2 separate regions of the Homo sapiens genome follow, and region 1 is linked to region 2. A link is an interaction called in ENCODE POLR2A ChIA-PET data of the cell type or tissue named here. Cell type or tissue: OCI-LY7. All regions are shown on one strand. Links, peaks and the distances in the headings refer to the core of each region. The heading gives the core; the rest is flanking DNA.

Region 1 (7,040 bases), core at 1,391-6,390, 190 kb before region 2:
CCTTTTGGACCAGCATACCCACAATAGCCAAGGTCTGGAGGAGCAGCTGAAATTGAGTTAACTCTTATCATTTAAGCACATCACCATTACTAACTACTATTATTTTTAAAGAATTACTTTGGTAGAATAAACAACAGAGGTTAAACTCTCTATGTACAACTATATTTCTTTCCCAAAAAGAAGGAATTATTTTTTAGTTTAACCTGAGTAAATAACTATATCATAAACTCCAGTTGGTAGGAGAGAAAAAAGTATATATATATATATAAAGAGAGAGAATGAGAATTTCAAATTAAACAACTGATTGACTTCTAAAAGAGGTTTTGGAACCAAACTTGTAAATCATTCATCTCCTTTGGGTTTGATACATTAATCACCAAGCGGGCACCTATCTGTTTTTTTTTTTTTTCTTTTTTCAGAGACAGGATCTCACTCTATCACTTAGGCTGAAGTGTAGCAGTGCTATCACGGCTCACTGCAACGTCCACCTCCCAGGTTCCACCTCCCACCTCAGCCTGCTGAGTAGCTGGGACTACAAGCATATACCACTATGCCTGGCTAACTTTTTTATTTTTATTTTTTAGAGACAGGGTCTTGCTACGTTGCCTAGGCTGGCTTTGAATTCCTGGACTCAAGTAATCCTCCTGCCTCGGCATCCCAAAGTGCTAGAATTACAGGCATAAGCCACAATTTCGTCCCAAACTTCTGATCTTAATTTACTTTCCCCAATGGGAGGAGTAACTTGATGGGTTGACTGAAGTATTCCAAACTAGTAAATAGTTAAAATTTCCAGTGTGTATCAGTAACTTATTGCTGTGGCCTGCTGAAAGTGCCCGAAGATGGTAACTGCTGTGACTCACTTCTCTGAGGACTGATGACAAATCCCCCAAGTAAACTGATTATTGGACGAGGTGCAGAAGTTACCTTGCTTCTCTTCCAAGGTACTCACAACATTCAGGATTTAAAGAGCTACCATATCATTCACATCCAAAGAAAGCCAGTAGTTGATTAAGCTGACTCATCTCAAAACTATAGCTGACATTAATGTAAGAGTGAAACTTGGATGGAATCCAAGAAGAACAAGAAAAAGAATGCAAGTTTTTTCAAGGGTAGAGACCAGTATATATTTATCTCTGCATCCCTATAATTTAACATAATTTTCCTAAACTAATTTATTAGGTTGGTGCAAAATTAATTGCGGTTTTTGCCATCAAAAGCAATAGCAAAAACCACAATTGCTTTTGCACCAACCTACGTTCTAACTGTAGGATTTTTGCCAGTTATTTATCATCTCTCCTATGAACTTAGATATTTTTCTTTAAATAGACATTAAGTTAAATTGTTTATTGTACTTAGCCAAATCCTGTGAATTCCTTCAGAATTTTGTGTGCTTGTTAAATTTTACTCTGTATAAATCAATTATATAGACACATATATTATACGTAAACAATCATTGTAATAAAATCATCACATATGCAATCTGTGAGGCACACAATTACACTTTAAGATACACTGGCTCACCTCGGTGCCTGGAAAGCAGAGTAAAGGCTGACAGATGAAAGGATGACACAATATTCCAACCTCCAGCATCACCAAGCCAACCCTCCCTCTTTCCATGAACCTGGGGCTTATCTGACAGTCCTTGTCAGAACATTGCTCCAGATAACTGCTTTGAATAATCAGAATAGCCAAGAGATAAAACCAACTTGCCTTCCTGACTGTAGCAATTCTCTAGTAGTGCTCAAGTTGTTCAAGGTCTTTGCCAAGTGCTTTATATGGCAGTGGCACTCTTCACCCACCAACAGTCACTTGAGGCTATTCAGAAAATTTTCTGGAGCAGTGATATATTTCACTGATCAGCATACCCCCTGTTTGAAGAATGCATTTGCAAGACAGTTGGTGCAGATTACAGATGTTAGTGATAGACCACGCCCTAAGATTTTTCTTCATCAAATCTGGAATCCTACATATAAACAGACACATATAGTCTGAAACTGGGTGGCTTTTTTGTTTATTTGTTTTATGTATTTGTTTGATCGGATTAAAAAGCTAACAAAGCTTTGTTTCTTGCAAAAGCCTGCTCTTAATTTTATCAACCTGCACTGCAAATATATCCATGACGTTGGTATTAGGTAGACTGGGGAGGACAGGGTAGAGATCACAGTCCCCATTCATCAAGTTATCAATGCTGATATCTCATGCCTATCAGGTCCACCAATGCTATTTTCTAATGCAAAGGACATGTTATTTGAAGGATGATTCCCATTTCACCATTAGACTATCAATATGTCAGCCTCATGATGATGTCGGTTGACTGATAATGCCACAAAAGAAACATTAAGAATATTTTTTTATTTTGATACTTTATATCAAAGTTGTTTTACAGCCAAACATTTTCAAAAGGGCCAAATCTGTTTCTTCAAAATCCAAACATTTGCTTTAAATGGTAATTCTCAAGCTGCAAAGTGTGCAGTAAAAGGCAGAATTGAGCTAGAAATGAACATGACAAGGTGCAATATTCAGCGTGTACACCAGATTTAATTTTGCATAAGAAATGAATTTCTTCAGCTTATTTTTTAATTAGCTTAAGCAAGTGCATTCAGGAGCCAATAACACAGACTTACGGGAACTGAATTACTGAAAGGGTTCTGAGTCTAGCCTCTAAATCACAGGCATTGAGCTGATCTCATAATTAACACTGAGCTGAAGCACTGCATCAAATGCTGCAGAAACTCCTTCGCCAAAGAGTGGATGGGGAACATGGCAATCATTAAACCCAGGCAGTAGCATCTCAGGGACTACAAAGCTTTGTTGAACATAGGGAAGTCAGTTACGTCAACCTGCTAAGCAGTTAATGTCCTGGCAGGCACATCTGTGTTTACTACCATCAGATACTCCCAGCTGTTCACATTGCCTCTGTTTGATGGTCATTCCGGGACCTGCCTGATGTTGAGAAGTATGTTATTAGAGAAGTAAATTCCTTACTGAAGATTGATCAAGGAGGGATGTAAACTCCAGGATGCTGGAGTTGGTCCATAAAGTTTAGGACATAGACATGTACTGGCAATTACAGAAGGTGAATTTATTTAGGACTCTTGATCAGAGCTTTTAGGGATCTATTATTGCTTCAGTTTAAATTATATTTTAAAATCATTCCTGTAGTCAGGTACTTTTAGGGCACCTCAAACAGATATAAACCACTCCCTTCCTGTGGGGACTGGAAGTAGGCCAGTGCATCACTACTATACATATAAGGAAGAAGGGACACTGAGCTGCCAAGAGCATTCTCTTAATCAAACAGCTGGTTGCTGATACCCATCAAGCCAGGTGCTATGGATTTAAAAGAAAAAGTGTGACATATCTATGCTAGGAATCCTCAGTTTGCTACTCCTAGATCCACTCTCAGCCCTTCTCAACCCTGCTCTCAGCTCAGCGAGGCACTCAGGACTCCTGAGCCCTCTGGCTTCCTATTGAACTCTGCCCATGGGGACGCCTGGCAGAAGAGCCAAGGAAGGGAAAAGAGAACTGTCTCTCCTTCTTTGGCCCACCCTCCTCTGTCTAGTGTCTGTGAGGGGCCACTAAGCCTCTCTGCAGGATTTTCCTCCTCAGGCTTTCTTCGAGCTTAGGGTGGTAACAGCCCCTCTATTTATCCCGGGGTGCTGCACCACCCCCTCCAGTCTTCTTTCACCTTGCCTGCCCTTTTCTGTACACTTCCTTTATTTGACCCTCCTTGAACAATCCTAGTTTGCATGTGCCATCCTGTTAGGGCCCTAACTTAAACCATATTTCTGCCTAAAATGAGCTTATATAGGTTGTCTGGTAGGAAAAACTACTGCATCATCAGTATAATAGCAGATCAAGCCCTGGGTTATTTGCAAGTGTGTAGCACACTTGAACACACACAGATCTTGATACTTCACCAGGTGATAAGATCATGAAGTCTATGCCATTTTCTCCTCATTTCCTCTCTTGTACAAGTAGACTTCAAAGATAAAGAAAAAGAAAAAAAATCTGCAAGTCAGCATCACCTCAAGAGCTGGACAGGGTCTCACCCAAACTTTTATCATCTATCTCAGGACCTTTACATCTCATCTCTATTCTTGCCTTCCATGCTTTCAGCCTTTCCCCAGCTTTGCTTTATTTTTCTTTTAATCACAAGTAGCCGACTCACCAAATTTAACTCATAGCAAAACTCAGATATGCAAAGAAAACATAAATACTTCATTTTGTCTTAAACTATTTAAGCTTTCGGCCCTGTCACTATGCACACTCTGCTCACCAACTTCCCAACTCAGCCTAATACAAAGAATACTTTGGCAAGTCCCCTGGACACAGATGTAATCTATGACTTAAATTTTCTAGCCCATCCAGAAACTACACACTCATTTTACAGTTAAGCTCTGAAATATTCAAGCTTAGACCCTCTTACTACTGCTTACATGGTTGGCCATTTTGCTGCACTCAAGCATTGGTTAGAAAAGATGGTTAAAGCAATCTAGCATAAATGCAAAACTACTACACGAAGGGAGAGCCACCGACAGCTCTCCTACTTATGCTTAGCTGTTTTCTACTTATGCAATTATATCTGGTAGCCAATTTACCGGAAAAGATTGAGTTGCAATCATTGGCCAAAATGAAATTTAAAGATGGGCTGAGGAAGGAAGTGCTTCATGGCTATCGTTGTTTTCTCAGTAAAATGTTCATTGTTCTATAGGTAAGACTTGTATCTTTCCTGATGACCCAGCAAAGCCAAATGTCTGAGAATCCTCAGGAAGCTCCCAATGGGTTAAAAAAGAATGCCTGGCTGCTCTGTGCTGCCTTTATTATTGGTTATGGACCACCTCCGTGGAACTACTAAAAGTCTCCACAGGTACAGCAATTTCTTTTTTGGCAACTTTATTGTCAGACAACCTGCCTTCTGGGTATGTTGTTGTCACTGTAGTCAATTGATGTTTCTGACATTGTTCTTGGCAGGCTCAGTTTTCCAGGGCACTGCTGGGAAGAAAACACGAAAAACCTGGCACTGTTTAATGCACTTTGCTGTCTTATGTGTTATATTTCGCAAGAAGAGAGGTGGGAAAATTATACTTTGAAAAAACAGGGTGCCACTGGATAAATATAGGGAGTAATATCAAATCTTGAAAAATCTTTCCTCGCCAGATTTTCCCACATGAGAGAGTCCTGGGGTGTATGGAATTTTAGCAGACAGTTTGAAATTGTTTGCTTTATTTTTCTTTTAATCACATGTAGCCGACTCACCAAATTTAACTCATAGCAAAACTCAGATATGCAAAGAAAACATAAATACTTCATTTTGTCTTAAACTATTTAAGCTTTCGGCCCTGTCACTATGCACACTCTGCTCACCAACTTCCCAACTCCAGCCTAATGTTCAACAGGAAAAAAACTTGCTGAACGTCAAATCCTGTCTAAAGTACAATCTATTCTGATCATTTAAACAGCCCATTTGCACAGAGTTTAGTCTTTGGAGTCAGCATGTTTTGCTCAGAGGTTGTTTCCACCACCACCCCAACCCCCGCCCTTCGCTGACAGGTACAGCCTCTGAGAGCTTCCAGGAGTGAGTGGGAAAGAAGCAGAGCCCTTGTCCCCAAGCAATTTGTCACTTGTGCATCCATGTGCTGCTGGTCCTGAAGGTGTTCACAGCTGAATTCTGTGGCTGGGGTAACTTACCACCTTGACTTAGTTCAGTCGGGGCCTATTACCACTCTCTGGTGGTTTTGATCTTATTTGGGTTTGTGCATTTTCCACAGACTTCTGTAAGGTGTGGCTATGACTTCTATTCAGCCCAGTCTTGGTTATTCCCACAGTTGCCCTTGCCAGAGAGCCATCTTACCCCACACCAGCAATCCCTCTAGCCCCTTCTTCAATCAAACTCTCTCTCTCTGCTACTATATGTTCTGTCTACACAACTTAGAAACCAAGAGAAGCAGCGGAAAACTAAATGTTAAGGACTCCCCCTGCCTGGACTTGGTGCAGCACCGGGTTGATGTGATCTATCCTTGAATGAAATAAGAAAGTGTCCTCCTAGAATCCCAAATACAAATAAAGGGAAGAAATGACTACCTGCAACAGTCCTTTCAAGTTATTTAAAGTTACTCCTCTTCTCCAAAATGACCCCCAGAGAATGAAACTCAGAAGACATGGATATGAACACATATAACTCTCCTTTCTGCCGCCTCTATCACAATATAATTTTAACTGTTTCAGTGACTTTTCCCCAATATACATATGAATAGGAGAATGAATTAGGGAAAGGTAAGGATCACTGATAAAAGATGAAGATCCTGGTCTAGGCACTATTTAGCAAAGGGGTTTGAAGGTAAATCCTGGTCCACAAACAGGTCCAGCTTCACAGGCATGTGACCGATCCAATTGCACAGAGCCTTGCGCTCACAAAGGCCCACGCTTGGTTCTGTTGTCATCATCTTGAAATTCTTAATAATTTCAAACATGGGGCCCCACATTTCCATTTCACAGTGGACCTCACAAACTATATAGCCAGCCTGCCCACACATGAGTATGCACAAAGGTGATGAGATAGAGCTAGGCACTAAATGTCTTCAAACCACATTGCAGGAAGCCCGTTGGATTTAGTTGAAGCATCTCAGAGCCTCTGCAAGATGAGGGGATCAAGCAGATGCTCACCCACATAATTTTATTCATTTTATGCATGATATTTCACATGAGGACTGCATTCTACTGCTAAAAATTAGTTGATACAAACTTATTTTTCTATTTTGGGATACAATATTCCTCACTACCTGGATCCTATAGCAAAAAGTCAACTGCAGTGTAATCAAAAAATATTGAAAACTTTGTCTCAGGGCACCTGGGTTCATTTCCTAATTCTATCACTTATTAACTTTGGGATCTTACACAAGCTAAAACTTCTCCAAGTATCAGCTCATTTATCTGTTAAATTGAAATAATAATAACTTGGGATTATTATTGTTTTAATTGTATACAATAATATATTTGTTTTTACTTCATACTTTAAAGTATAATCCTTTAAAAATAAT
Region 2 (7,040 bases), core at 1,416-6,415:
GAGCAGAGACTGATGAGATAAGATTTGCATTACTAACAGAATTTTATGCCTGCTTTGAGGAAAATGGATTCGAAGTCAGAGGTACAGAGTTATCATAGAAGTCCAGATAATGGTGGTATGGTAAAGATGGAAAAAAGCTGACAGATTCAAGAGATATTCTGGAGAGAAAATGGACAGAAGTGGGTAAAGGATTGAGCATGAAAGGAAAGGGAGAATCTGATAAATTCTAGGTTCCTGGCTTGTGCGACAGAATGGTTGGTGGGACCCTGCACTGAAATGGGGGAAAACAGGAAAGGGTCAGGTGGAACTGGGGCAAAATGAGCCACAACAAGTCAAGGAGAGGGTGACATTGAGCATGACTCAAAATTGTCTAACCTGGACAACCGTTGCACTTAGTTGGCAGAAAAGACTCTATGAATATGTGCCTATGCCTGTTGGGGGAGGGTAGACTTTCAGCCATTGTGAAATATGGCAATATTGTTTTAAAAATGGTGTGCATTCATTACTCTACCATACATCAAGGATTTAGGACAAATATAATCTAATTAGTAGCATGGCAATATTCACCCCTCAACTAGAATATAACTTTGTTCATTTACTCTCTCTCTTCCCGTGGCCCACCTCTCTCCTCTCTCAGATTTGCTTCTCCACAATTTGTGTCATCATTTTATCTGGATCATGATAGAGAGAGGGATGGTGAATGGGGTCAGACTCCATTGCACAAATCCAGGTGCTACCACCTTGTTGCATGACTGACAAGTTGGCCAAATTCTCGGCATGTTTTTTCATCCATTATATTATGCACCCAACACAATACCTACTTGAGGAATTTTGTGCAATGGGAAATCAATCTAAAAGGCCTGGTACAGTACCTAGTTTATGGTAGATGCTTTTTTAAAAATGGCTAATTCCCTATAGTTTCAGAGTTTTTTTAACCATTATCCTGACATCTTTTCACTGAACAAACCAGGGGCAAAGGAGTAGATGTAACTCCTTTGCCCCACCCTTTGGGGAGAATTGAGGAGGGATCCCATCCTACTTTGAGCCCACTATGTGTATCCCATTCAAAGGGAGGCCTCTTTACCTCTCTCACCTACGGCTTGGCCTGTCCCCTCTACAAAATACATCACTCCCTGCCCCCGCCTCCCCACACACACATACCACACCAAGACAACTGCTGAGGCCAAGAATTACGCTCTTATATTTCCTCTTATTTTCCTTAAAAGTGAAAGGAGAGGAGCTCTCTTTTCGTATAGGTGGGATATACTGCAAATAGGAGAGGCACATAAGAGTTTTCCTCAGGCTCCAATTTTGCGGCATTGGAGATAAGCCCCTGGCTGTGGTGCTTTCACTTTCAGAAGTGTGCAGACCCAAAAATTATGTCCTGGCCTTTGGTGTTCCAAAATGCTTTAGACTAAAACACTTGAGTAGTTGCTTATGTGAGCACAGTGTTAGTTTCAGCTGCCAATTTTAGAATTAAATGGCTTACATTACTACAAACTTTTAGCAGAACATGTTTTCCAAAATAAATGTCTTTAAATCTACACTTCCACCAACTGATTAGAGACTTGAACTCAGAAAATATGGCAAAAACAGCAGAGCAGCAAAAGTAAGAAAAACACATGCTCACTTCATATGGTAAAAATGGCTCTTCCTTCCTCTCCCAAAGGCACATACACTTGGCATATGCGCAAAGTGAATTTTATTTCCCCTGAACAGAGTGATCCTAAAAGGTGTCTACTTATCTATAGATCAAGTTGCATTAAAAATTATCGAATCTACATTTTCATGATTTAAGTTTGCATGTTTAAATTAAGAGTGTCTCTTATTTTTTTATTAATAACTTTAAAAATAAACCTGATCTGAAATTCTAAACAAAACAGTGTTGGCAAGGCAGTGTGGCAGTATATCTGAGGAAAGTTGCACTTGAAAATAATTGAAGTATTGTCTTCTGGAGCTGAAGGTCCTACCTATCTTTACAGTTCTGAGAGTTAATGAGCCATGAAGTGATCATTTAAGGGCTTGTGTCACAGCAGTGGCCATATGAGTTTGTCATTGTGAATGGCATTTCTTAGAAAATCATCTCAATTTGTACCTTTTACTTTTAGAAGAGGGGAAAAAAAACTTTATGCCTCATTCCTACCCATTACCTCCATGTAGGATAGAAGCAGTGTCTGATTAAACATATGGCACATAAACAGTAAATTAATTAAATGTGAACAAAGCCTTTCATGTACCATATTTAAATTTTGAAATGTAGCCCAGTTTTCCTTCTATTTAGAATACATAGAACAACACACAAAAAAGTCACATATTTAAGGACAGATGTGCTGATGCCATGTAAAGTGCTCTTGCTGTGTGACATGGCCTGGCCCCATCAATAGGCAGGCTATTCTAAGTACACTCCATCTTGGCACTCAATAGTGTTGAGTATTTTTGTCCTGACCAACCTATCATTTTAATAAAATTACAAGCATATCTTTGTTCTGATTTCTTCCAATTCTAGTGTCTGAAATGGTTTGATTTAAATCATTTTAGGGTTTTTAAAAGCCAAACCACAAACTAACTAGAGACAATTTACTTAAACTTGTATATTCTCTTGGAAGTTCCTGGGCAAATCAGGGAACAAATACAAGTTTGAAAAAAGAGATGATTGTAGAAACTGCCTGTAGAAAACATTTGAGATTTATTTAGCTAATTACAAGTATTTCTACAACAAATAGGATAATTTGACTAAGTACTCCAAAATGCCAATGGAATAATTGTCAAATGTCCCCCCATCGAGTTGGCCAAAAAGAAAAAAATTAAAAAGACTCAGAGAATCCTGACATATTTTTTTGTTTTTCTTGATAGAAATAATCAAAATTCTACAAAGATCCTAGTTATACTTTGCAAGGTAAAATGTCTGAGACAGATAAAATGTTACATATGAAAGACCATCCAGTAGATTGTTTTATTTTTTTGAAAGCCTTAAAAATTTAAAGCAGTTCACTATCTCTTTTATTCTAATTGCCCAATTACATACCTTTACTCAAGCATCACACTCCCTACAGTAAAATGGATTCCTCACAGTCCAGCCCCTGATTTCCACAAAATTAATTCAGATAAATACCTGTTAGGATATTTCTTTCAGTAATGTAATGAGGTCAAACACTAAAAATATAATGCTTTCAAAATGGAAGCTCTCAGACTAGATGTTCTTACCGCTCAATCTAAGTGTCATGTGTTATATAAACATGTAAAACTCACAATTGCCTTTGATTCCATTGTCTTCATCATTCCTCAGCTTCCATCTTCCAGAGATCATAAGAGAAAAAAGGCAAATAAAATTCAAAATATGTTGTGCCAAGAAATTTTTTCCATTAATTTTTAAACCCACGCATATGGCAAGGGAAATAAAATCCGTGTGTTTCCTGACTCATTTACACTTAATTCACCAAAATGTTCTTTTTAAAAAGAGAACTGACATCCTACAAGTCTTCTGAACCTATTTTCTTTGACATACTGTCCCATCTTGTCAACTCACAGCTCCCAAGGTTCAAGATTGGTTTACAGCTTTGAACCCATATGCTGAAAATAAGCTTGAACTTCACGAAACAAACATGCTTCGCTGTGACCCCTCTGAAAATAATTCCAGTTGAGCTTTGGGCATGACATTTTGTCACTTCTACTCTTCAATCTTGAGTTAGAGTGGGAGTAAATGAGGCAATGAAAGAAAAAAAAAGGAAGAGAAAAGAAACTAGAAGGAGGAGAAGGAGGAGGGGTAGGAAGAGAAAGAAAAGCAAAAGGAAATGATTAGTTAGCTTGGGATGGGATGAAGTAAAAAGAATAGTGGACCAGAAATAAGGAGACACCCTCTGGCTGCTCTTCCCAGCTCAGACACTAGCTAGGGTATATAGCTAGGTAAAAATGTTACCCATCCAGGCTGCGCCACAAACATTCATATTCATAAAAATGAGAAGGATCAGAATTTACAAACATGGTTGAGATGACTACTATGTTTCCTTCTGTCCCTGATAATTCTGTTACTTTCTGGGTTTATCCCTGGACATAAAGCAAATCAAAGTATTCAAGGAGTTTAGCAATCGTGAGGATTACCCCAAAGTGGACTTTCTTCTACCTCTAGTTAGGTCTCTGCCCTCTCCACTCCCCACAGGACCACAGAACATTTTCCTAACTCTTGTGTGCTCCAATTCCTCCAGCTTCATGTTCCTATTGATCCACTTCTATCTCATGTGCCTGGTGATTCATTTCTATTTCTTATTTCTATTGATCCATTTCTCTGAATCTTGAATCCTCTGCTTTGCTCTACAGTCCATTCTTGGACATGAATTGGTTCCTTTGGTCCTAGCATGGGATTTGGCCCCAGAATACCTTATGTAGTTTGCAGTTTCTGAACTCCTTCCTCTCTTCAGTAAGGAAACACCTGGTTCCTGGATCAAATGGCTGTAAAAGTCTGTGCTTATGTATCATGAGAATTGGCTCAGATTTAATTCATGCTTTAAGCTCTAAGCTAAGTGTAAAACTAGACAATCAAACATTAATCCATGATAGATTTTATTCAAATATTCTGGTCTAAAAACATATCCAATCCAGGGGAAAAGAAAAGTTACCTCCAGCCTACATATGTAAACATGTAGGAGCTTTTTAAGGGATATGTGTGTTTAGTATGTTTTACCTAAAAGGAAAGAAGGTCATAAGGTCACCAAAACTTCTGCAGAATATCATTTGCCCTTTTTCATGGAAATATTAGCCTACTGGTTTCTGCACAATAATTGATACAGATTGGTTGTTGTGGGGCTGTTTGTGCTGACCTTGACATTCTTTCCTTTAAGGCACATAGACTCAATATGATATGTATTTTAATCTCCTGAGTAATGTCTTCGCTTTCTAGAGACTCTATTTATGCTTGTGATGATTTTGATGTATTTTGGTCATTTCTCATGTTTATCACTTTAATGATTTTGTAACCATGTGTGTAAAAAGTAATTTGCCAAGTTTCAAACCCCTTGGAATTTCCTTAGTTTTTCATTTGGAACCAGGCTTAAGCTCTTCCAGGTTCTGTTTACTGCTAGCTAATGATGACTGCCTTATCCAAAAGGGGGAAAGACCTTTGAACATACATTAAAATGTGTGTATGATTTCTGAGACATCAAATAGCTGGAATAACAAGTCAACATTTTGATGAGTTAAGTGTAAATTAATTAAAGACATATGAACTAAATTCTCCTTGAAGCACAGATGATTTGAGAAACCAAAAAGTGCCTGGAAAAAAATATGGCTTTTATTTTTATGAACTCCCAAAGTTTGAAAAAGTAGCTGAAGATTAATTTCCATCTCTTATCAATCGTTGCTTTCGATTTTTAATAGATTATATCCTTTTATGTGTAGTTTTTAACCTGAATCATCTAAGCAACAAAAGTCCTACCTTTCTTTTCCTCTTTCTTGCTCAAGCATGGATGGGCATCAAGGGCAAGAAACTCATCTTCCAAAAGGTGAGAGTACTAATCTGATAAAGTAAATATCGAGACACTGTTCAGCCATGCTTTCCAGTGGATGAAACACTAGAAGTATAAATAAACCTATATGGTGCTCTTCTCTAGTCCTGTTTCCTTTATTCTGGCAAAGACACATTTTTGTACTATTACAGTGCTAAGTCTTGATGCTCTCTTGTAGACTTAGAAATGTCATAATAGGTGGCTCACGCCTGTAATCCCAACACTTTGAGAGGTTGAGATGGGAGCACTGCCTGAGCCCAGGCATTCAAGGTCAGCCTGGGCAACATAGCGAGACTCCATCTCTTACAAAAAAAAAAAAAATTATTAATTAGCTGAGCACGGTGGTGCATGCCTGTAATCCTAGCTCCTCAGGAGGCTACGGCAGGAGGATCCCTTGAGCCCAGGAATTCAAGGTTACAATGAGCTATGATCGCCACTGCACTGCAGCCTGGGTGACAAAATGAGATCCCATCTCTCAAAGAGATTAAAAAGAAAAAAAAAAAGAAAAGTCATAATGGCCTGTGTTAAGGCTGCTTTGACTCTGCTCTCTAGGCTTCCATTGGATCAGGCAAAAGGAAGGCTATGGGTGGTAAGGTGAACTCAGGAGATATTTTTCTTAGCCTTCTTTGAACATCTCTCTCTTCCAGGGATTTTATGGAAAGAAGTGATAAAGAAACCAATGTGCTGCACCCATTAACTCGTCATTGACATTAGGTATATCTCCTAATACGTGCAGCACACCAACATGGCACACGTATACATATGTAACAAACCTGCACGTTGCGCACATGTACCCTAGAACTTAAAGTATAATAATAAAAAATAAATAAATAATTAAAAAAAGAAACCAAAATAAGATTCTAGATCCCTAAACAAAAAAAGCAATGTATTAGTGAGCATTATATAGTACCCCATTATTATTACTTCTGACACTTAGAATATTATTACCAACATTCAAAGTTTCTCCTTTTAAAATTATTAAACTTTAAATGACAATAGAGAGAAAGGTATTTTCTATAAAACTTGGTTATCCCAATCATTTATTTTTCCATACTAAGTGTCCTTTGTTCACTTTTAAAAATAATAACAGTAATACATAATTGTTTATCATGGTACATAAATTATTGTAAAGGAAAATGTAATCACATCACCAAATCATATCACTAATAATAGTCATATCACTATTGATATAGGCAATTTTACTAGGCTAATACATTATTTGTGTGTGTGTGTGTGTGTGTGTGTGTATGAGTGTTTCTTGATGTTTGTCATGGGAAATAAAAAATAAGTTCATACTATACTACATGTTTTTTACTATTCTCAAAAGTCCATCCTAAAAATCTACCTAGTTCAATAGCTATAGCACAAACATATCTTTTCAAATGTCAGTTTAGTATTTTATATCATTGTTGACTGTGATATATTCAATCATTACATAATGAATGGACCCTCAGATCATTTCCAGTTTTTTGCTACACTGAAGAGTTTTGCTATACAAAGCCTTGCAACGTATGGCCTTGAATTCTGGGGCTTTGATCTATG

Evidence for each region. ChIA-PET counts read pairs that join two places held together with the same protein. Peaks named below come from ENCODE experiments on the same cell type or tissue, not always from the same donor. Only the 100,000 strongest peaks of a DNase experiment are listed, where the experiment ranks them.
Region 1: POLR2A ChIA-PET joins it to region 2 with 5 read pairs; 3 of 35 experiments call an interaction of 5 or more read pairs at or near these places.

Annotation. Positions count from the first base shown.
Region 1 is chr5:125,289,623-125,296,662 of GRCh38, reverse strand. The region is part of intron 4 of LOC101927421 (a long non-coding RNA gene); the gene reads right to left. Among named protein-coding and RNA genes, the nearest start is that of LINC02240, 200 kb to the left of the region's middle. In OCI-LY7, for the core only: no CTCF peak of the experiment used is centred there; DNase peaks (open chromatin) are centred at 2,852, 3,422 and 3,822; H3K4me3 peaks cover 997 bases; H3K27ac peaks cover 1,284 bases.
Region 2 is chr5:125,104,462-125,111,501 of GRCh38, reverse strand. The region is part of intron 2 of LOC101927421 (a long non-coding RNA gene); the gene reads right to left. Among named protein-coding and RNA genes, the nearest start is that of ZNF608, 360 kb to the right of the region's middle. In OCI-LY7, for the core only: no CTCF peak of the experiment used is centred there; no DNase peak of the experiment used is centred there.